3 separate regions of the Mus musculus genome follow, and regions 2 and 3 are each linked to region 1. A link is a loop called in an ENCODE intact Hi-C map of the cell type or tissue named here. Cell type or tissue: heart. All regions are shown on one strand.

Region 1 (8,000 bases):
CCAGGGATGCATCATCATCACCATCATTATTATTATTTGTTTTTTCGAGACAGGGTTTCTCTGTATAGCTCTGGCTGTCCTGGAACTCACTCTGTAGACCAGGCTGGGGTGGAACTCAGAAATCCGCCTGCCTCTGCCTCCGGAGTGCTGGGATTAAAGGCATGTGCCACCACGCCCGGCTTTGGGATGCATCATTATTAGTAAACAGCGGGAGAATTTATTAAGATTTTTTTCCTAATCCACTGCTGGAAAGGGGGAGTAGGCTAGTGAACTGAGAAAAGGCATAAACTCCAAATTCTTGGCCACCAGTTATGTTACATGTCATGTTACAGTCAGTTACATAGCACTTGATCTTTTGGGCATTTGTATCCTATGGGATTTTCTGGAGCTCTCTGGGCTACATGTAGCCCAGGTTGAGAAGGGTTTTCGGTTATCTTTGTCAACTGACTTTTAAAAATATGTTTGTCTTGACATCCCTTTCTTCATGGGCACATCACTAGCTCTTGTGTGAGACTCTGTTGCCAGGGAGATGTAAACAAATGTCTAATCACTCCATGTAGGGAATCAGTAACAGACCAAAATACTGATCAAAGTCCAACTCGGTGAACCCATGAATGTATTGGAGTTGCTCACAGGAATATGGGTTGAGAGTTGCTCACAGGAGCCGCTCTGACTCAAAAGTCCCACCCCAGTATGGGTGACTCCAGAAAGCGGGAGTCCTGGGGTTTTCTGTAGGACTGCAAGTAGAGGCCGGAGGTTGACACTGTGTGTCCTTCTCTATGGGTCTCCACTGAAAGCTTGAGTCAATCTTCCACGGAACCTGATGCTCACTGATTGGCTAGACTGGTGGGTGACTGAGCTCTGGCGATCCACTTGCCTCCAGGTGCCCAGTGCTAGGATTCTACATGTGCGCCATTGCATCCAGGCGTTGTGTTTGTTGGAAATGCCAGCTCGGGTCTCCATGCTTGCACGGCAGGCACGTTCCCAGGTCAGCTTTGTCTCAGGTTGACCAGAGCTGCCAAGGTCAGGTTTGTTTTTCTAGACATCTGTGCCCCCAGCACCCAGGTATGTGAAATGCGACTGTACCTCACTGAAGGAGGAAGTGAGAACGAGGCTGTGGTTAGCCCAGGCTGGGTCTAGGTTCTCCCGTGGATGTTTGGGTGGCAGCTCACCCCTGTTCCCAGCTGCTGCCCTTCTCAGGTGATGTCAGTAGCTGAACCATGAGTCACCGTCACGGGTTGTCTGTGTCTGTTCCCATTCTGTTCCTTGCCAGAGCAAACATACTGATACAGAGGCAGCTGGCCCCGGGTCCCAGAGCCGTGTTTACCTTGAAACGTGTGTAGTCTTTGCAGTGTGCCCATTATTGATTTACAGGTTGTCTGCTGACACACCTTGACGAGCCCCAGCTTCCTCCTCTCTTCACCGTCTCCCTATGCTCCCGTGTCCAAGTTTTCTGAGAGGAATCTTGCAGGGGACAGCCATCTGGGCCCAGGGTTTCTGCCTTTGCTGAATTCTCCTAACGTTGGTGGCTACTCTTAACATGCTAACTGTGTATTTCTCAAAGCGAGACTGACAGGGTGGGTGTTTTGTTTTTTATTTTTGTTTATTTTTTTGTTTTGAGACAGGCTCTCACTATGTAGCTCTGGCTGTCTAGGAACTCATTATGGAGACCAGGCTGGCTTCAGACTCACAGAGCTTTGCTGGTCTCTGCTTCCCAAGGGCTGGGATTAAAGGCGTCTTCCCCACATCTGGTCTTTATGGACTAACTGGCCAATTCTTCTCCAATTGTCCTCCAAATTTCATTTCCACATCTCTGCCTGCATCCTTACATCCAACCTAGATGTGCAAAGTAAGTTGAGTGTCTCTAGGAGCTCATACACTGTTCTCCAGACTCCCCAGCAATGCCGCAGGCTCTGTGCGACTCTAAAATGTGACCTTTTCAGGGCTGGAAACAAGTCTGAGTGTGTAGCCTTATTGTGTGGTCCTGGATGGCGGTGGCTCGACCTGTACAGCAGGCTGCCCTTGAACTACAGAAATCCACATGTCTCCACCTTTTTTTGTTTTTCATTTTGTTTTGTTGTTGTTTTTTTGTGGGGTTTCTGTTGTTGTTGTTGTTTTGTTTTTGTTTTGTGAAGACAGGGTTTCTCCGTTTAGAACTCACTGTGTAGACCAGGCTGTCCTTGAACTCAGAGGTTTGCTTGCCTCTGTCTTCTGAGTGTGGGGGGGATTAAAGAAGTGTGTCCCCACACCTGTCTTGTCTCACCCCCTACATGTCAGTCCCACCTCCCACCTGCCAGACTCCACTGCCCTGTTAGTCTCCTCTCCCACCTCCCTACCCACCACCCCCAGCATTTCTGGTTCTGAGGAAGGTTACATTTCATTTGTCTCCTTCCTGCTGGCTGCTCTCTTTGCCCACAGTGTTTCCTCTCCTTTTCTCTCAAGGATCAGCTGCAGTCCCTCCTCCCCTCTCACAGTGGTGTTTCTTCAGGCTCTGGTAACTCAGACTTGCCTATGGATATTGTCCCAGCACTCAAAGGGCATCTTTAGGTCATCTGACAGCGGCACACAGAGCCCCTCTTGGCTTGTTCTCATGACAGGGCAGGCTTAGCAGCCAGAGAGGAGAAAGTCATGCTGAAATCCACCCCCGTGCTTCTCACTGACAGGTCCTTAGCCTGGGAGAGACACACCCCAAGCCCATACTGTGGCCAACCAACTGTTCTTATTTTGTAGTTTTGTGAGACGTGAGTCTTTTAGATTCAAGCTGAGAAGGTTTCAAGAAAACGTCATCAAGCTAGTTATTCTGTGACCAAAGATTTTTGAAGGAAGTTCAACAGTCAGTTTGGAATTCAAACTGAATTCCGGGTGTTCACAGTGTGTTTCAAAGCATTCCCCAAGTTGGAAAAGCTAAGGACTTAATCATGAATGTTTGTAGAAACTTCCTGCAGTACACACACACACACACACACACACACACACACACACACACACACACACACACACACCTACCTTATGCTCACTCAACTCAAATGTGCTGGACAGCTGGTATTTTATACAATCCAGGCCCCAAATCCTTGTAAGGTACTAATTGTGGTAACTTGGTAAATATTTGATAGACCATTGAACCAAGTTTAAATAAATGTACTGTTGGATCGTTTTCAAAACCCTTGGGCCAGAAAATTTAAAGAAACTGTATTGCTTCAGAAAGTCTTCACAGCGGGGGAAACAGAAGAAGCTCACAATTTAAAAATATCTAGTCATCATTTCCTGTGGACCAAATCAGCCAGTCAGCAGGGGTTGGTCTGCCACCTGGTGGCTGTGGTAAGCATTGCGAGCTGATAAAGCCCACTTTGCATGTTGGTTAAATTGTAGATTGTAATATCTGGAAAACTTATCAGTCTCTGCACTATTTATTACAACTAAAATAGAAAAAAATCTGACAAAGAATATTTTATGCTACTTATGAATGTTTGCATATGAAGTTGTGATGAGGTAAAGAAAGAGACCCTACACTAAAATCTGCTGATGGTCTTATGAACTAAACATTCCATACATAAGGTCTCCCTCACAAGCTCTCGCTTCTAGATATTATCCTGCTTGGTGCTGGCACCACAGGAAGTGAAGCTTCAACTTCCTGTTCTTGCTGCCACGTCTTCACTCATGGATTCCCTGGAACTGGAAGCACAAATAAAAATTTTTTAATAAGTTGGTGTGTGTGTGTGTTTGAGAGAGAGGGAGGGAGGGGGAGGGGAAGAGGGAAAGGGAGAGAGGGAGGGAGGGGGAGAGGGAGAGGGAAAGAGAGAGAGGGAGGGAAGGAAGGGGAGAGGGAGAGAGAGAGAGAGAAAGGGAGGGAGGGAGGGAGAGGGGGAGGGGGAGAGGGAGAGGGAGGAGGAGAAGCAGAGGAAGAGGGAGAGGGAGAGGAAGGGAGGGAGGGGAGGGGAGGGGAGGGAAGGGAGGGAGGGGAGGGGAGGGGAGGGAAGGGAGGGAGGGGAGGGGAGGGAAGGGGGAGGGGAGAGAGAGAGAGAGAGAGAGAGAGAGAGAGAGAGAATGTGTGTCCACAGAGACTAGAAAAGGGCCTCAGAGAACTTGGTCATGGTGTTTTATCACAGCAACAGAAAAGTAACTAGGATAATAGGTATGCAATAATGTTTTCTTTCTTTCCTTCCTTCCTTTCTTTCTTTCTTTCTTTCTTTCTTTCTTTCTTTCTTTCTTTTTCTTTACTTTTCTTTTCCTGTTTTTTCTTTTCTTTTAATTGAGAGTAGAGTCTCACTGTGTAGTCCTGACTGGTCTGAAACTTGCTTTGTAGACCAGGCTGGCCTTGAACTGAGAGACATCTGCCTATCTCTGCTTCCCAAGTGCTGAGATTAAACACACACAGTGTGGATATAATTTCTCATTGAGGTCTTCATATACATTTCCTAAGGCCTAGTAATGTTGACCATATTTTCACATGCTTTTTTGACACCACTATGTCCTCTTCTATGGAAGGCCATTTTTATGTTATACTGGTTAGTTGTTGGTGGTGGGGGTTTTTAAAGAATTATTTTAATTTGTGTGTGTGTGTGTGCCCATGGAGACTAGATGAGGCCATCAGAACATCTGGAGCTGGAGTTATAGGCAATTGTGAGCTACCTAGTGTGGGTTCTTGGAACTGAACTTGGGCCTTCTGTAAGAGCAAGATATGCTCTTAACTTCTGAGCCAGCTTTCTAGTTGAAAATGTTTTGTTTTGTTTTAAGACAGGGTCTCTAAGTAGCCCTGGCTGTCTTGGAACTCTCTCTATAGATCAGGCCGGCCTCAAACTCACAGAGATCTGACTCCTTTTGCCTCCCAAGTGCTAGGATTAAAGTCATGTGCCACCTAGACAATCTGGGAAGAGACTCTTTTTTTTTTTTTTTTTTTTTTTTTTTTTTTTTTTTTTTAAGACTTATTTGCCTGGCGGTGGTGGTGCACACCTTTAATCCCAGCACTTGGGAGGCAGAGGCAGGTGGATTTCTGAGTTCAAGACCAGCCTGGTCTACAAAATGAGTTCCAGGACAGCCAGGGCTATACAGAGAAACCCTGCCTTGAAAAAAACAAAACAAAACAAAAACAAAAAACCCAAACAAAGACTTATTTATTTTATGTAGTAAGTACACTGTCACTGTCTTCAGACACACCAGGAGAGGGCATAGGATCCCATTTCAGATGGTTGTGAGTCATCATGTGGTTTCTAGGAATTGAACTCAGGACCTCTGGAAGAGGAGTCAGTGCTCTTAAACTCTAGCCTGGGAAGAGACTCTTAATTAGAAAGGTATTTGCCATAGCAACATGAAACTAAGACATGTGTTCCCCCATTTTATAATTGACTTTTGTGTTGATTTTACTATTGAGCCCTAGTGATCACATATCCTTTAGATCCATATGGTTTATACTCCAGCTGTATTGCTATCTCTCTATCTCTATCTCTATCTCTATCTCTGTCTCTGTCTCTGTCTCTGTCTCTGTCTCTGTCTCTGTCTCTATCTCTATCTCTATCTCTATCTCTACATCTGTAGTTAGTTTCACACAACAAGGTACAAAGTCTTTTATGGAGCAAAAGTTTTAATTTTGGTGAAGTTCAATTTATCAGTCTTTCTTTTACAGATTATTTTTAGCGCCCACTTAAGAATCCTTCCCCAACTAGAACGGGGACCATGAAAAAGGAAGAAGAGATCTTAAAGGGGCAGGAGAAGGATTAAAAAGAGCAAAAGAATTTCTGTGAGACGAAAGCAAAGGAGGGCTACCTAATTTTATCCCACACTTCCTTCCTGCAGTTCATGGGCTCCCAAGGAAGAGGACTGTTCTGACTGGAATGTGACGTGTCAGCCACAGGCTCATATGTTCGGACTCTTGGTGCCAGCTCACGGTGTTGTTTAGAGAGGACACACGTCCCTGGGGTGTGGGATTTACTGATGGAAGTACATGACTGGGAACTGGACTTTGGAGGTTCTATCTGCCTCTGGTTCTAGTGTAAGCAATCCCTGGTGCTCCCATGTGAACAGGCAGGACCCCCCCCCCCCCGCCCCCAGCTCTTCCTCTCCCACCGCCATGCCTCTGAGGATGGACAGGGGATGTGAGTCCAAACAACATTCCTTTCCTCCAGCCCTTATGTCAGGTCTACCTCACAACAAGGAATGTAGCGAATGCAGTAACTCTAGCTCAAGGATTTGGGTCTCAGACTAAAGAAAACCTGCCAATGCGAAATGATTCTCATCCGCTGAAGATTCTGGGTAAGTCTGGTTGGAAACCTAGGTAGGTGTCCAATGCCCGACCTGCACGACCCCAGCTACGGATGTGGACCAACACAGAACTGTGACCTTAGCTGAAATCTGACTTTTGTTTGTTTGTTTCTGTAGCTCCGTTGCATGATTCCCCAGCGTGAGCCTTGCAGATGACAGTGTTGTGTTGCAGTGACACAAAGGTATTGAAACTACCTCAACCCTGGGCTCGGAGCTGCAGGCTGACAGAGGGAAGCAGAGGCCTTTGCTTGGTGACTGGGAGACATTGCAGATGCTTCTGGCAGATGTCTGGGCACAGAGGTAAAGTCCATCTGAAGCTGGAGCTAGCCCAGAGGCAGAGTCGATGCTGAGCAAAAGCATGTCTTTTGAAATCTATTCAAGCTGAGGTGAAAATGATTTGGTTTGGGGAACCAAGCCATCCCTATGGCCACTTTGAGCCAGGTTTTGTTACCTAGAAATGAAGGATTTTCATATTGAAGACTTCCCTAGAAGGAGCACCTTACCCTGGGAAAGCCAGAACCAGCAAGAATGAAGGGACAGGAGCCACAGATGTAGGCCCATCCCCTTTTAACTTTGGGGCAGGTGAGCAAGAGACCCAAGGGAATGGAAGACCTGACTGGACTCTGGCCAGCTCAAGCAGGCCAAGCATAGCTCTTGCAGGCCTTGCCCTTCTCCCCATTCCCTTTGCATTGCAAAAAGACAAAACTAACCAACCAATCAACTAACCAAACCAAACCAAACCAAACCAAACCAAACCAAACCAAACCAAACCAAACCAACCAACCAAACCAAACCAAACTAAACCAAAACAAAACTATTAAATTACAGACCTAAAGCTAGCCACCAAGGTCTATTCCCTTATTTGGTCACTTCCTTCTCCTGAGGTCTTCTATGTGGGTCTGGCTATAAAGTATTGAAGTCCAGCGATCAAAAGCCCCCTTTTGCTCACCTAATTAACACTCCCAATTAAAATTAACTACCTTATCCTAACATGGGGCTTTCCACTGAACCTTTATAAATTACCATTTTCCTACTGCCATGTCTGTCTCCTCTCTATCCAGTCCCTTATTTCCACCCTGGACAAATGCTTCCCCCCTTACCCCCCTCCACCCCGCACCCTTTCTCCCCTCTCCTTTGCTCCCTTCCCCCTCTTCCTCTTCCTCTAGCTTCTGTCTTTGTCCCCTACACCTGCCCTTTGTTCCTCCATGACAAAGAAATCTCCTTTGTGCCCTGAGCTTGGTCTTGCGGGTCCTGAGCTGAGACCTTTCCTTTCAATAACAAGCTCAGACGCTCAGGCTTCCTCAACAGAAAGCTCTCAATTGGTGTGGCTTTCTCCACAGGCTTTCAGAGAGATGCTGGGTGCTCAGAGAGTGCTGACGCGGGGAAGCCTCTGAAGAAACCTCCTCCGGACTGGCTTCCGACCAAAGCTTCAAGACTCTCCTTCCTTCTATCTCCAATATCTGCCCTTTACCACACAGAGAATGACACTTAATACATCTTTTCCCTGGGGGCTGTCATCCTGCTCTGGTCCTGTACTCTAAAGGCCTTAAAGTTGTGTATTTTAAACCACTCTCTGCCAGGGCTCATAAAACCAGGCCTGCAGATCCCCCAACCTGCTCTGTGCTGCTCTAACAAGAACAGAGAACATGAACAACATACATTTCTTTCTCATTGTTCAGGAGGTTGGGACGTCTATGATAAGTCTGGCGTTTGGCAAGGGCTATGGCTTATTGTCACATGATGGA
Region 2 (8,000 bases), 110 kb before region 1:
ATGCATGCCTTCAATCTCAGCACTTAGGAGACAGAGGCAGACATATCTCTTAAGTTTGAGGCCAGCCTGGCCTGCAGGAGGAATTCCAGTACAGGGCTACACACAAAACCTCTTTCTCTGGGAAAAAAAAATTAATATTCGTGCTTCTCCCCTGCCTTCCCCATCAAATTTTGGTTTGGAGAATCTGGGATGGGGCAAGGCAGTCTCTATTCATCGTCACCACTTGAGGAGTACTGGCCACATGCTAAGATCCTCACTGCCAACATTTCTGTGACTTTTCCTCAGCCTCCCCTTGCCTGCTCTATGTTCTGAGGTGCGAGCAGGCCGGCTGACCCTAAAGTGACTTGCTGGTCTGTCAACACCACTCCCAGGGAAGGTGCTCTTCTCTCTACCTTATTCCAATGTGATGGCATAAAGGGAGATGCTCTCTTGAGATTACACATCGGCAGCCAGGTCGAGCACGCAGAGAATGAAGGTGTGACTTACTGACCACCTTACCCTTTCAACATCTAAATGGCCTGACCCAGCACTGACCCTGGACACATGGCCCAAAAAGCATTTGAAAGAATTTAGGAAAGTTGACAGAGGAACCAGGAGGCAAAATAAGCTCAGATAATATGCTGCAGTGATGGTTGGGCGAAATAGATCTCTCAGAAGCAGTGTGCTTTCAGCTCTTTGTGGCATCAACTCCTTTCCATTATCTCTGCCATCAGGAGTAGCAATGGGACCTTACTGACCACCCTCAGGACACAATCCTACGCTTATTATGGGGTAGAGATGCTGACAGCTGTCATTTCCATTTCGTTTCCAAGCTTTTTATTTTTCTTATTTATTTGTCTGGTTTTTGTTTGTTTATTGTTTCTCATTATGGATGGTTGTGAGCCACCATATATTGCTAGGATTTAAACTCATGACCTCCAGAAGAGCAGTCAATTCTCTTAACCACTGAGCCATCTCTCCAGCCCTTGTTTCCAAGATTTTAGGCAGGAAGACCTTATCTATTTATCCTCAAAGATATCAAAATTATATTTTACTATCTTCACGAAATGTTTTTTTCTTCTTCTCATGGTCCTGGGCATCTTTCCATAGCAATCCTTCTGATGAATTATTTTATTTTCTTTAAATATCACTAATGTTTTATAATTTGCATGCATCTAAATTAGTGTTAGTTTCTGTAAAAGTAGATTTAGGTACATACAGATTTTTGTGATTTTGAGTCATAATGAACCATATCACGCCTCTCTTTGCATAGGGGATCAATTGTTGCTGTTAGACGACATATAGAGAGGCAAGTGCTAGATGAAAGACTAGAGCCTTGGCCTTTTGAGCAGATATAGCCAATCACCTTCAAAGGTTATGCCAGTTAAGACACCTAATAATATTGCATGAAGAAGCAACATGCAATTCTTCATTTCAATTCATTTCAGTACAGGAAACTATACATCAGGAAGCAGGTGTAACTCGGATTGGATCCTTTTTAAAAAAAATAATAAATTTCATATAGCTCAGGTTGACCTGGAACTCACTTTATAGATGAGAATGTCATTGAACTCCTGATCCTCCTGCCTCTACCTCCCAAGTGCTGGTGTTGCAAGCATGCACTGCCATGCCTAGCTTCTATGATTGGATAAGTTTAAAATTTTTATTTTATTAAGTAGTATATTGTTTCATATATTGATGTGTGTGTGTGTGTGTGTGTGTGTGTGTGTGTGTGTATGTGTGTGTGTTGATGAGTATTCATTCACATGTGTGGTCAGAGAACAACTTTCACAAGTCAGTTCTCCTATCATAGGAGTTCTGAGTATCAAACTCCGGTTGTCAGGCGTGGCAGCAAGCCTTGGCCAGAGATCTCACTGGCCCTGTAACTGGATAGCTTAATAACGTGACTGTTAGGCAGGAGAAATAAGTTAAACCTAAAGACACAGCGGTCTCCGATAGTAGACTAGGAAGATAGTTGGTTCGCTTGTGTGTTTTTCTTAAACAATGTCCGTGTTGGGCTAGGGAGATGGCTCAGTGGTTAGAGTGTTTGTTACACTTGCAAAGGACCCAGGCTTGAGTCACAGCACCCCACTTAGTGGCTCAAAACCATCTTTAACACCAGTTAAAGGGGAACCTCACACCCTCTTCTGGACTCTTCAGGTACCAGGCACACAATGCAATACACATATGTACATGCAGGCAAGATGCTCATACACATAAAATAAAATAAATGCATCTTTAAAAACTTATAATGCTCGAGGGCTTTAGAAATGGCCCAGTGGTTAAGAGCACCGACTGCTCCTCTAGAGGATCCGGGTTCAATTCCCAGCATCCATGTGGCAACTCACAGCTATCTGTAACTCCAGCTGCAGGGAATCCATGGCACTAGGCATGCACATGGTGCACATATATAAGCATGCAGGCAAATACTCATGCACATAAAATAAAATAAATTAATCTTTAAAAAAAATTAAGGATCAACTGGGCGGTGGTGGTACACGCCTTTAATCCCAGCACTTGGGAGTCAGAGGCAGGCGGATTTCTGAGTTCGAGGCCAGCCTGGTCTACAAAGTGAATTCCAGGACAGCCAGAGCAAAAAAAAAAAAAAAAAAAAAAAAAAAAAATTAATGATCATGTTTTCAGTATGTTGAAGCATACTAGAGATGGAGTAGCTTTATTACTTCTCAATACTGAATATTGAATTGAAGGCCTCATGCACGCTAAGCTCTACCACTGAATTATAACCCCAGCACTCTTTTCTTGTTATCTTTGCTTTTTCTTTTAAGACAGACTTGTCCTCATTATGTGGCCCAAACTGTCCTTGAACCTATGCTCCTCCTACCTCAGCCTCTAGTAGGCCTACCTAACCAGGTGTGGTTCTGATACACATATTCCGTGAGGTTATTCTCAGGAAGAAAATAACGTAGCTCAACTGTAGTTGCCGAGTGACCCTGAGCTAGCCATGTGTGGTAAATCCCATCTAACGAGGCTGAGGGATGACGCCCAGCTAGCTGGTAATACATCATTTGGGAGGTTGTCTCTGAACGTGTATCAGATAGAGTAGCATTTCTGACTATACTGAGACCACGTTACTTCCCAGTGGGGGTAGCACCGTCCAATCCACTTAAGGGTCCACACAGAGCAAAAAGAGAGAAGGCTGTCAGATCTCTTTGAGTTTTTGTTTATCTGTTTTGCCACAGTGTCTCACATAGACCAAGGTGGTTTCCAACTCACTATATAACTAAAGATGAACTTAAATTCCTCCTGCTTCCACCTCCTCTTTTTGTGCTAGGACAAAAGGCCAGTGTCACCCTCCTGGACTGTGTGGAAGAAAGTTCCCATGACAGAGTTTTGAGGCTAGTGAGGTGTCTTGGCCTTAACTGGCTGCGCTATCATGCTATCTACCTATCTGTCTGTCTGTATCTCTATCTATCTGTCTATCTGTCTATCTATCTATCTATCTATCTATCTATCTATCTATCTATCTATCTATCTATCTATCTATCTATCGAGACAGAGTCTCTCTACATAGCCCTGGGTGTCCTGGAACTCACTATGTCACAGAGACCTGCTTCTCTCTGTGTGCCTCTTCAATGCCAGGGATAAAAGGCATGTACTAGCCACGCTTGGCTCCGTTTGTGAGCCTTAAATAAACTTTATTATAGTCAATTATTCTCATATTTCTATTTAATTGTGATGTCTCTAACAATGCACGGTGCCTAACTTATAGATGACACTTTTGTCATAGTTCTGTCCACGTAAAAGGGGAACTGTATCTAGGGTGTGTTGCTCAGCAGTTCAGGGCTCCTTTGGGATGTACCTGCTAGATATTTTACTGAGCAACGAAGTGAGAGGCCTCAAGTTCTTAGGCCTCTTTAATAATTGCAGGGACTCTTGACAGTATTTTTTTCCTACACAATGAGCCCCCACCTGCCTTGCGTTGTCCAAGCACCTGGAAAAACTCTGGACCGCTGCTTTCTCCTATATGAACAGCAGGGGGCGACATTAACGACGCGGTTTCCCGTTTCAGTCCTAAGAATCCTGAGCTGCTAGAGAAGTGGCTTCAGTGTAGATTACTCTAGGGTTGGCGACAAAGAAAGGAGAAGGCAGATAGCAGGCCAATAATCATGAATCCCAGGCAACTGAAACACAGGCCCCTCGGCTGCTCCTGGAGAAACCCAGACCTTCGGGGACCCTCAAGGGCTGCATCAGGACTGGGAAAGGACAGAGCCTGTGTGCTCCTTGTGCAACAGCATCGCATGGGCACAGATGCTCTGTCATTTCCACAGCAGTCTCCTTGAAAGCTAACGATCCCCTGCTGTGAGAGAGTGCAGCATCCTCACTAGATAGCGCATCCTAGAGACATGGCAATCCCACCTGGATCTTAACCAGACCTCTTCCTCTGGCCCCGCTGGGCCCTGCATCTGCCTTACCTGGTTGTTTGTTCTTGAAGTGAAGGGGGCTTAATTTGTGCGGAGAGCCTGGGGACAAGGCCCTACTTTGGGAAATGCCTGTTTGGTGCCACGCCCTCCAGGATCTAGGAGAGGGCATTGTGCTTTGTAATGTGGCCTGGTTGTTTGTGTTTCGGGCGCTCGGGGAAAGGCTGCTCCTAATTAAAGGCATAAATGCTTTAATCTCTGGCCTGGAGGCTTCCCGTGGCGCATTAGCCCTTCTAGGGAGGAAGTGGATTGTAATCCCTTTAATAGAAGCCTCGAGGAACTAGGGCTCCTGAGTTGGAAGAATTTCCTCCTGACCTAATGATATTAACAGGCTGAATTTGCATAAACAGAAATTTGGGAACCCGACTCTCCCTCTGAGGTACAGGGGTTGAAGTGGGATTCACACTAAGAAAAGCGTTGGGGGCATTCTGCAGCTCCTACAACTGACTAGAGTCGGGAGTCAAGTAGCTAAACGCAGAGAACTTCTTTTGCTTGTCACAGCCAAATCTGTGAGTGTGCTTGGGCAAGTGTTTTCTCAATTTGGAGGTGACTATTGTCCCTGGGGGGAAGGGGAAGGGACGAGACTGAAGAACAAATGGTGTTCTTGAGATCCTTGGTTGCTCCTGCTATCTGGGTTATTGGAGCCTGTCCACAAAGGTCACTCACTCTTCAGCCTTTTAAGTTTCCATTATGTTTTCAACCTTTTAAGTGTTGTTTAATTTAGCACAACCACGTTTCTACAGTCCTTTTGGTTACTACATTTTTACTTCATATGTCTTACCCTACCCTACACAATGCACCACACGTACACACCCAGGATGGAGTTTCTGGAAGCTGAGATGGGAAGACCCTTGAAGTGAGGATCAGCTTGCACAATGCAGGGAAAGCGATACAAAATGAACAAGACAAAATTTGCTTCCTGGAGTATTTTTTCATCCCTTGCAAATGCGAATGTAGAAAACACACATTTGCATGTCAGTAAAGTATATGATAATAAGCATTATGGGAAAAAACATGTTTCATACTTTTGTTCTTGAGAGGCATATAACCCTGGGCAGTAGTACTACACCCCTTTAATCCCAGAACTTGGGAGGCAGGGGCAGGTGGATTTCTGTGAGTTGGAGACCAGCCTGGTCTACAGAGTGAGTTCCATGACAGCCAAGGCTACCAAGAGAAACCTTGTTCAAAAACTTGAAAAAAAAAAACCGAGGGGGCTGGGGAAGCTCAGTTAGGGGATACAGTGTTTACCACACTAGCATGAGGGCCTGAGTTCAGATCCCCCACTGGGCACGGTGGAACACATCTGTGCTCTCAATGCTGTGGATGCAGAGGGGCAGAACCCTCCAGCTCACTGGCTAACTAGCCTACCCAGATTACACCCAGTGAGAGATCCTGTCTCCAAAGCTATGGTGGGGAGTGGTGCTGACCTCTGGCTTCCACATGCATATAAGCATGCTCGTGCACGCACACAAATATATACCACGTGTACACAAGGGGCGTGCTGTATTGCATTGCTAAATTTAGTAGAGTGTGATCATTTGTGCTGTTGTCTGTGGTAAGAAAGACTGACGAACACAGGGTTTCAGTCCCCAGTGAAGGACTCTGGAATGAAGGAACCTGCCCAGGCTTCATGAACAACACCCAGATTCTCGTGCAGGCTGCTCTCCTAAGTGCCAAATAAAAACCAATCATTTCTCACTCTGCCTCTGCATTTGGCAATCGCGCTTGTCTTTTTGTGACTAGTTTTTGAGCTCAGCATGTTTTCAAGTTTCATTCCCTCTGTAGCACGGCTCAGAACTTTGTTCCTTTGTGGCACTGAGTGACACGCCTTTCATTCTGTATGCTTGAACCATTTGGGTGACCCCCTTCAGCAACTACTGGCCAATTAGGCACCGTGAATTCTGCTGCTATGCACAGTAGCACCCAGTACCTCTGCGTCTCTGCTTTTAATTCCTCATACTATAGGACTATAAGTGAATTTTCCAGACCACATCGCTCTTTTCCATGTGTTTTCAAAACAATTATTTATATCTGTATTTTCATGTGGAGGTCAGAGGGCAACTTTCAAGAACTGGCTCTCTGTTCCACCATGTAAATCCCAGGTTCAAACACAGGTAGTACCATTTAGGGGCAAGCATCTTGTGTGCCCCTGTGCTTACCTTTGAAGATACTATCACCAACGGTGTATGAGATTCTCAACAACACTTGCTATTTTCTGCTTTGGGTTTTTTGTTTGTTTGTTTGTTTGTTTTTAAATAGCTTTGTTAGTACAAGTAAAAGAGAAAAAGCTTTTGACAAATAGGTTGAGCCAGGTTCTAAGATGATGGAAACCTGCCAGGGCATGGGTTTGGTTAAACCTAATCTGACGTCATCAACCAAATGCCCCTCCTGGCAAAAGCTTGATGTGTAGAGTCTTGAAAGCATCTCCCCTCTGGTGTCATACAGTCAGCCAGGTTTATTCTGATCCAGTTGGTCCAGATGTCCTGAGACTCCCGGAGGGGTAAGACAGGGATAGGGCAACTGACATGAGGAGAGCTGACTAGCTACCAACATCACAATGACCAGACAAGATGAACAAAGCAGTTTCAATTGTGTAGGTCAGGGCTGGTCTCAGGGGGTGATAAGTCATCAAGGCAGTGCCAACAGGACTCTCCATACAGCTGGGGCACCTGGGGTTGAAAGGGCAAGAACATCGTGTCTTGCCAAAGGAAAAGGTAGGTTTGGAACTAAAGTGAAATCCTGTCTGTATTCAGAAAAGAGGAAACATGGGATATCAGTTGAGGTCTGGCCGGTACCACAGCCAGCTGACCAGCATGGACAGAGTAGTCCTGGGAATGAAATGAGGGAGCGATTGCTGGGGATGTAGCTTAGTTGGTGGGGTGCTTGCCTAGTATATGAGGCTCTGAATTCAATTCCTAGCTCAGCATAGCCCAGACATGGTGGTGCACACTTACATTTTGGTTACGTTTGTTTTTGTCTTTGAGACAAGGTCTCTCTATGTAGCCCTGGCTAGCCTAGAACTCACTATGTAGACCAGGCCAGCATTGAACTCGCAGAGATCCACTTGCCTCTGCCTCATATGGGCTGAGACTGAAGCTGTGTGGTACACGTTTCTAATCTTAGCATTCAGGAGGTTGAGATAGGAAAATCAGAAGTTTGAGGTAATTCTCAGCTACTTAGCAGCTTTGAGGCCAGCCTGGGCTGTATGAAAACCTATCAGAGAGGAAAGGAGGGTAGGGGAGAGAGACAGACGGACAGACAGACAGACAGAGATACCCACAACATGGTTTCCTTGAAGATTTCAGGGTTGATCATGAGAGACAGGATTGGCTCTTCATGTTTATCCTTATTTGAGAATGTGACTCAACGTTCTTTATCTTGGACATCCTGTTCTGAACTGTTGGAGCTCCAGATCTGGGCCTGCCTCCTCTAGACAGTGTGAGCCCTGATTCCCACTGGCTGAGATCCCACTGTATCACATCTCTGCAGTTCAGCATCAGCAAGCTTGAAATGGCCGTGCTGGGGATTTACACCACAAGGATTGGTGGATGCTGTAAAGTCATGGCTTCTGCCCCTTGGTTG
Region 3 (8,000 bases), 70 kb before region 1:
AAAGCAGGATCGTCCCGAATATCTCCTTCCACCAGTGCAGCAGGAGGATAGGGTCCTTCTTGCGGATGTTCTTGCTGTAGTGGGGGCTGTCCAGGAACCTGACTGTGATCTGCGTGCTCCGCTTATTCCTTTCTCTCTTGTAGTATGGCAGATAGTAACCGTTATCTGAGAAAACAAGCGTCACGAGGGGTTCTCTGTTAACACAACTGCAACAGTTCTGTTCCCCGCACTCCAAGACAGGGTTTCTCTGTGTAGCTCTGGCTCTCCCAGAACTCACTCTGTAGACCAGGCTGGCCTTAAACTCTGAGATCCACCTGCCTCTGCCTCCCGAGTGCTAGGATTAAAGGTGTGTCTGCCACCACCCAGCCAATTTAACTTCGTCTTAATTCTATTAATTAATTTCAAATAACTGCACGAGACAAATGACACTTACCGTATGGATACTGGAGGATTGAAAGTGCACCATTACTGTATTCTTCGTGGGAATACTTATCATTACTTAGACATTTGTCAAATTCATCAGACCCAACCAAGACAGGAGTCCTAGAAGGAGAATCTAAAGAGAACGTACACTATTAACCACGTGACTTCAATGAAAGGCATAGGCTCATTCATTCACTTAGCTGACATTTGCCCACAGCTCAGCTCAAGAACACAGGTCAAAGAGCCTTGCTACTGAGACATCCTTGCTACTGAGACGCAATCAGGTCCTACACTAGGAAGATGACCCACATCTGTGTGAAGCAGACAATTTGAGCTTAGGAGTAGGGAGATGAACATGGGTAACATAGTCAGACCGTATCTCAAAACAACAGATGCAGAAAGGGTCATTCATCCAAAGAATCGCTTAAGGGTCAGCACGTTGGGTCACTGGGTAAAGGCATCTAACATCGAAGCTTCAAACTTGAGTTTGATCACTCTAACCCACATAAATAAAATTAAACTCAAACAAAATTTTAAAAGAAGCCCTTCAAGTATAACATTTACAATAAAAACACGCAAAAGGTATAGAAAGAAAACTAAAGGATTTGGTCCAGTACTTCAATTTGTTTATTTGTCTCAAAAATATGTGATTACCAGGTAACTTGTTTACCTACATACACTTATTTTTCTGTTTTGTTTTGTTTTGTGTTTTGAGAGACAGGGTTTCTCTGTATAGCCCTGGCTGTCCTGGAACATGCTCTGTAGACCAGGCTGGCCTCGAACTCAGAGATCTGCCTGCCTCTGCACCACCATGGCCTGGCTTATTCTGTTTTAAATGCTTTGCTTGCTAGTTGGTCTTGGAGATGTGGTCTTACTGTGCCCTGGTTGGCTGGAACTCATTGTGCAGACTAGGCTGACCATGAACTAACAGAGATCCCACTGTTTCAGCCTCCCAGGTGCTTGGAATAAAGGTGCTGGGTTTGTTTGTTTGTTTGTTTTTTGTTTCGAGATAGGGTCTCCTGTCACCCAGACTGACTTCAAACTCACTATGTCGATGAACCTCCTGCTTCCACATTCAAGTGCTAGGAAGTTGCAGGCCCACGCTACCACACCTGACTTACCTAGTAGGCACTTCAGTAGTATTTGTAAAGTCTCTAAGTGACTTACGGATTAAGGGCTTCCATTTGATCGTCGGCAGAGGAATAATTGCATTTTCGCCATTTACAGACTCCAAGGCCTTTGGGCTTGTAGGGAACTTTTCTGAGACCCTGACGGACGACTGCAGGTACAGCTGGCCTCTGTACATCCCTGGGTCAACCACATGGTCAAAAACATGTCAGTCACATGATGGAGTTCTTAAAAGTTTGCTCTGATTTAATGCACTTAGACAAATGTTATTCCTTTGCTACATAGCTCTTTCCAGGGAAGATGCTCAAAGCATTTACATTTGACTCAACAAAACCGAAAAACATATATATATATAAAGCCTCTACAATGTTCCCCGAACTGAATAATAGCACCTTTTCAGTAACACAAAACCATTTCCACCAAAACATCAAAAAATAAGACTTTCTGTGCTTCCAACAGCCTGTAAAGGAAGTTTATCTAAACAACTCTAATGCCAGGGCCGTGATAACAGTGTGGCCAATGCTACAAGTCATGCTCATGTTTTACTTTATTTTACGAAAAGGAGGGCGCTCTTTATTTCCATGACTTGATTATTTAGTGATATATTTGACTTGTTCATGTTGTCAAAGACATTCGTTCCTTCAGATCATGGCATTTCATGGAGACTGGGTTGAAGTATGGGTGGCATGTAGTTTATATAATTTTGTCTCAATAACCCAAGCTAACCTAAACAGATACAAACATTTCAAAATGTATTTATGTGATATGCTCAGTAGTACAGAATCACAGGAGAGCTTTGTTTTTTTTCAGTTTAGCTGTAAAGATGCCATGAAATAAACAAACTGTGGCTTGCAGGAAGAAAGCAAACAGCACAGATGTGACGAGGTTTTCAGTCTCTAGAGTAGTGCTTCTCAACCTGAGGGTCTCAACCCTGGGGGTCCAACAATCCTTCCATAGGGGTTGCCACAACGATCAGAAAACACAGATATTTACATTACAATTTATATCAGTAGCAAAATTACCATTATGAAGTAGCAACAACAACAAATTTATAGTTCGGGATCGCCACATGAGGAACCGGGGGTCACAGCATTAGGAAGGCTGAGAACCACGGCTCCACAGAATGAGGGCATTTCTGAGCCTTTCTAACTTGTGTCTCAGATGAAAAGAACACAGTAAACTAATCAGGTTGCAGAACTGGACAAGCGGAAAAACCGCAGGAATACAAATCAAGGCACAGACGTTAAGGGAAAGTAAGGCAAAGAAAGTACTCGGAAACTAAGTAGAAAGGGCCGCCAGTGAAGCACGCTGGGCGTCAGTGGGCCTTTCCTGGCTAACGCTACCCACCTAAGTACACGCTGTTCTCTGTGGCTCCCCGAGCAGCCTCTACAATGTCTTCTTCGTCTCCCAAGGCTTCTTCGCTGGCTGTGTAACTTGTATCATCAAACAGGCTGATGGGGATGACCTTGCCATCCCTCACCAGCCAGGCGGACGCGATGGGAGTACAAAACTAGACAGAGGAGAGAAGCAGTCAGCAACGAAAGCGGAATTTACAGATTTCCGCTTGTAAATGCCTTCTCTCTCCCTCCCTCCTTCCCCTTCCCTCCCTCTCCCTCCTTTCTGTGAGTGTCTGTGTTCTCTGCAAGAGCTGCAGCTCCTCTTAGCCACTGAGCCATTTATCTCTCTAGCTTCTCCATCTTAATTTTTGATTCAGGTTCTCTTACAGGAATTACAGGATTACAGGAATCCACTGGTCAGACGGGGCCGACCAGCATGGACCTGCCTTTCTATGCCTTCCCTGGGCTGGGAACAGACCTGGAACCTCAGGCCTCGCTTTTCATGTTGTGATGGGGATCTGAACGCAGGTCCTCAGGCTTGCACAGCAAATACTCACTGACTAAACCATCTTGCCAGCTCCACAAAATGTCTCTTAAAGTCACAGTTTTAAAGCAGAGAAAAATACCTGAGATTCCAAAATGGCATTACCTCCCTCTAGTAATGTGTATGGTCAAACAAAACCTGGGGACAGAGCTACTGAGTCTGTGGTCTCGGATACCTGGTACTCCCATTCCAGGCGGCCTCCCTTCCTACTAAACGCCATGACCTTCCAATCAGCAACGGAAACTTTTATCACTGTGTCCAGCATGGTGGCTTCTTGTTCTTCCACATCTGAAATAATTTTAGAGTCTTCTTTGTTTCCACCCGGTTTAAAGGTGCTTTCAATGAATCCGGCTCTAGTTTCCATGTCTGGAATATACCGAAGTTCAAAGTGGCCAACACTGAAATTCCACCTTAAATTTATAAAGGTGTGTTTTAGAATCTTACGTTTAAATGAAGGGACCAAATAATACAGCACGCAAATAATACAGTACTGCTTTTAGACTGAAGAAGAAAATAGAACACTTTTGTGAGAAGACATCATCATAGCTTTTTTTGTTTGTTTGTTTTTTGTTTTTTTTGAGACAGGGTTTCTCTGTGTAGTCCTGGCTGTCCTGGAACTCACTTTGTAGACCAGGCTGGCCTTGAACTCAGAAATCCACCTGCCTCTGCCTCCCAAGTGCTGGGATTAAAGGAGTGCACCACCACGCCCAGCTCATCTTAACTTTTTGAAATGGAATGCAATGCTGATTTACACCACAAGAGGGCCTCAGAGAGCCGTGGCTGATCCTTTGCAAGCAGCTATTCTGAGGCCGTAGACAGTAAACACCTAAGGCCAGACGTTCTATCAAAAATTAACATGTACTTCATAAAACACAACAAAATCACATTAAAATGAGGTGACTTGCAGCCGGCCTTAATTTCTTAATTACCTGAGCACATGTCATTCAAGTGCAGCAAAGTACACCCCAACAAACCAGTGTAAAAGGCAAGCTGTATACATTACTTTTAGATTCCAATGGAACTTCTTCAATCACCTAAGCAAAACCCATTTTTGTTCTCTATTGACCAAGATATGACAGATGATTCCCTCTGTCCTAGATGTCTGTCTTATCCAGCAATGTTTTCTCTATAGTCAGGGAGCAGGAAATGCACACACATAATTAACTATAATGACAGTCACTAAGATTATAAAATGGTCTAGCTATGAATTTGGAAATGTTGATATATATACATCTATATTTATGTTTAAGGAATATGGAGATTAGATCTCTCTCTCTCTCTCTCTCTCTCAATAGAATTAGAGGCCCACGCTTGCTCTTTGGATTCTGGTAACTCACAAATCTACTAAACTGCACCTGTGCTCCCACAGAGCTCTCAGATTTAACAATCCCAGTAGGATAAACTCTGGCAGGCAAATACAAATCTCTATTCACAGGCCAGCAAAAACAGAAAAAAGGAAATACTTTCTTAATTGGGTTTGAAAGCAAATTTCAGGACAGATGCCTCAATTCTATTTCATCAGATGACAAAAGTTTCTAAGTGGTTCAGTTTCAAAATATCAAGATGGGATCTAAAGTGATTTTTTTTTTAACTACACAGGTGACTCAGAGCTTAGTATATCAAGCTGAGAAAGTCTGGACATGACAGAGGACCAGCGTATCTAACAGCTGAATCATATATTAAGTGGTAAATTACATAAGGGGCTCATTATTTGTTAGGTCAAATGAATGGCTGGTACTTTTAAAGATAGCAGAGTAAGTGACTACTCTGAAGCTGGGAGCTGGGACGGCAGATCAGTGATGGAACATTGCCTAGCGCGTGGGGAGAGCTGGGCTTGATCCTCAGCACTGCAAAAATGAAAAGGTAAATAAAATAAAATAGGGCTAGTGAGACAAACGACCAAGGCATCCACTAGACACTCAAGTGTCCTGCCATTAAGTAACTTCTATCAGTCATGTTACTAGGCCAAATGTCACTGACCAAGGACTAAGCTAAAAATACATTCACTCCATGGGACTCCTGGTTACCACACCTTGCAGCACACGATGTGATGCTGTTTGGCCCATTTTAGGCTTGAAAACCATCTTATAGTAAAGACTAACTAGGTTCATTCCTATTTATGATTAAATCTCTGCTTTGCAAGAATTGGGCTATGCCCTACCTGTAACCTTAATTACTAATGGTTTTGTTCTCCCAGTTCCAGGAATGGCAATCTTGTCTTTGTTTCAAAAGTTGTTATAACCATCTTGCAACCCTACTCTTAGCAAGGACCACCTCCTTGCAATCAGGTCTTTGTTTCAGGTCATTATGACTAACTTGTTATGTTTAAATCCTGTTCCTATAACCCTGCCAATTTTGCCTGTCAAACTCCCCATTTGTGGAAACCCCTACTCCAGAACTATAAAAACCTTGTCTCCCTCGTGCCCGATGTTGATCTCTTGAGCCCTGCCTTTATGGGTAGACAGAATGTGTATATGAATTTTAAAAAAGCTAGCTGTAACTAATGCAGCCATGATGATTTGGGTCTGTGGGCTTTCTCCTCACATCTTTGAGATTAACATAGGCATTCATTTCTCTTAAAAGTACATTGTAGCCGGGCGGTAGTGGCCCACGCCTTTAATCCCAGCACTTGGGAGGCAGAGGCAGGCGGATTTCTGAGTTCGAGGCCAGCCTGGTCTACAAAGTGAGTTCCAGGACAGCCAGGGCTACACAGAGAAACCCTGTCTCGAAAAACCAAAAAAAAAAAGTACATTGTGCTTTGGATTCACAGAATCTGTACAAAGGAAAGTCTTTAAGAAATCCTAGGTTTAATGGAGTCACATCCCCCTTTTTATCCACCTGCCTCTGTTGGGACTAAAGGTGTGCACCGCATGACCAGCTTTTGGAATTTCTAAATAACGCCATTCCTGATGTTCGGATACCCACTTCTCACTGCCGCTTCGAGGCCCGACAGCTCGCACAGTCTTCTGCGTACGCTGCAGAAGCAAGATGTCTTCCTCTTCTTCCATTTCATCACTATCCCATCGGCGACATCCCAAGGCAGAACAGATATACCTCAGCTGAAAAGACAGACATAAAATAAGTCAAAGAAGCAAGAAAGACAGCAGACAGATAGGCATAGACAGGCAGGCAGGCAGACACCCCACCCACCCACACCCTGTCTCTATGTAGCCCTGGCTGGCATGGAACTTACTTTTGTAGTTAAAGCTGGTCTTGAACTCAAAGAGATCCACCTGCCTCTGCCTCCCAGGTGCTAGGATTGAAATGTGTGCCAGTATGTCCAGCACACGATCTCTATAATTTGTTTTTTTTCTTGAGACAGGGTTTCTCTGTGTTGCCCTGGCTGTCTTGAAACTCCCTTTGTAGATCAGGCTGGCCTCAAACTCAAGAGATTTGCCTGTCTCTGTCTCTAGTGCTGGGATTAAAGGCACACACCATGCTGGGCTCACAATTTTTAAAAAAGTAAAATGAAATTAAAGAAATACCTAAGTTATGGGCATCTTTAGATTCCTAAACCGGAAAATGAGTTACTTAGAACCATGAAAGTTCCAACAATGTTTATTTCAGGGAATGGATGATTTTAAGGACTTATATAATTTGAGCCCTATTTTGGGGAATTCCATGGGGAATTCCAAAGAAGAAATGAATAGCCAATTGTATCTCTGCAGACACGGCATTACTAAAGCTCCGATGAGGCGAAAGAACACTCAGCCTCACAATCCCCACCTAGCGTTACGTATCCAGCTTTAAAACTCTGAGCCCTAATGTCTTTTGACTGAAGAAAAACAGAGCCTCCTTAGTTGGATCCAAACTGAAATCCTCAGAAAAGACAGAAACATGCTGGGATCCCAGACTTCTCGTAGCAGAACATCCAGGCAGAGAACCGCGGGACTGGTCAGCCCTGCTGTTTTACAGAGGAGAATACTAACATAAAGGGAGGCTGACAGCTCAATTTCAAACAAAACAAAGCACCAATGGCCATCCTGGATAGCATGGAATCCTTAATCCCCAGGCTGCGGAGAGCCTGGCTCCTGGAAGAGGGCCACTGAACTAGGAACCTTCAGGTTAAGAAGTCCTGCTCCCAGCCTTCCCTTTCTTTTTCTTTTAAATATTTTTTTAAAAGATTTATTTATTTTATGTATGTGAGTACATTGTAGCTGTCTACCCCAGAAGAGAGCATCAGATCCCATTACAGATGGTTGTGAGCCACCATGTGGTTGCTGGGACTTGAACTCAGGACCTCTGGAAGAGCAGTCAATGCTCTTAACCGCTGAGCCATCTCTCCAGCCCCCAGCCTTCCCTTTCATAGTGTAAATCTATACAGAAAACGTCTATACATCCAGGGACTAAGACTCTGGACTGTATCCCGGAGTCTTGCTGGAGAGAATCTAGGCCATCAATGACTTTACCATCAGCCTGATCTGAGGCAAATCTGACTTGGAGTTTCTGAATCCCTTAAAGGTCTCCATTTCCTTACTGTTTAGTGAGCGGCACTCTCTCCTTGGGCAATTTTATAGCCAAACCAGATAGACAAGCACCAATTATTCCTATCATCAGGATTATTACTA

What was found. A loop is a pair of places that touch in the nucleus more often than their neighbours do. Peaks named below come from ENCODE experiments on the same cell type or tissue, not always from the same donor. Only the 100,000 strongest peaks of a DNase experiment are listed, where the experiment ranks them.
Region 2: it touches region 1 in a loop (5-fold over the local background); 9 of 42 quality-filtered maps call a loop at or near these places.
Region 3: a loop joins it to region 1, with 8 times the contacts of the local background. A loop is called at or near these places in 37 of 42 quality-filtered maps.

Annotation. Positions count from the first base shown.
Region 1 is chr6:70,807,356-70,815,355 of GRCm38, reverse strand. Gm30331 (a long non-coding RNA gene) reads left to right here and starts at 565. Exons shown (of 5, transcript XR_869164.2): 1 at 565-846; 2 at 5,791-5,986; 3 at 6,120-6,246; 4 at 6,373-6,555; 5 at 7,596-8,000. In heart, a CTCF peak has its summit at 3,320 (motif pointing left); DNase peaks (open chromatin) are centred at 2,605 and 3,315; H3K27ac peaks cover 1,224 bases.
Region 2 is chr6:70,917,976-70,925,975 of GRCm38, reverse strand. It overlaps Tex37 (testis expressed 37), which reads left to right and starts at 7,054. Exons shown (of 4, transcript NM_028825.3): 1 at 7,054-7,132. In heart, a CTCF peak has its summit at 3,970 (motif pointing right); no DNase peak of the experiment used is centred here; H3K4me3 peaks cover 575 bases; H3K27me3 peaks cover 1,509 bases.
Region 3 is chr6:70,877,326-70,885,325 of GRCm38, reverse strand. Eif2ak3 (eukaryotic translation initiation factor 2 alpha kinase 3) reads right to left here. Exons shown (of 17, transcript NM_010121.3): 4 at 6,358-6,491; 5 at 3,608-3,842; 6 at 2,899-3,061; 7 at 1,591-1,731; 8 at 434-556; 9 at 1-165. Among named protein-coding and RNA genes, the nearest start is that of Gm23346, 26 kb to the right of the region's middle. In heart, CTCF peaks have their summits at 3,966 and 4,199 (motif pointing right); a DNase peak (open chromatin) is centred at 4,185.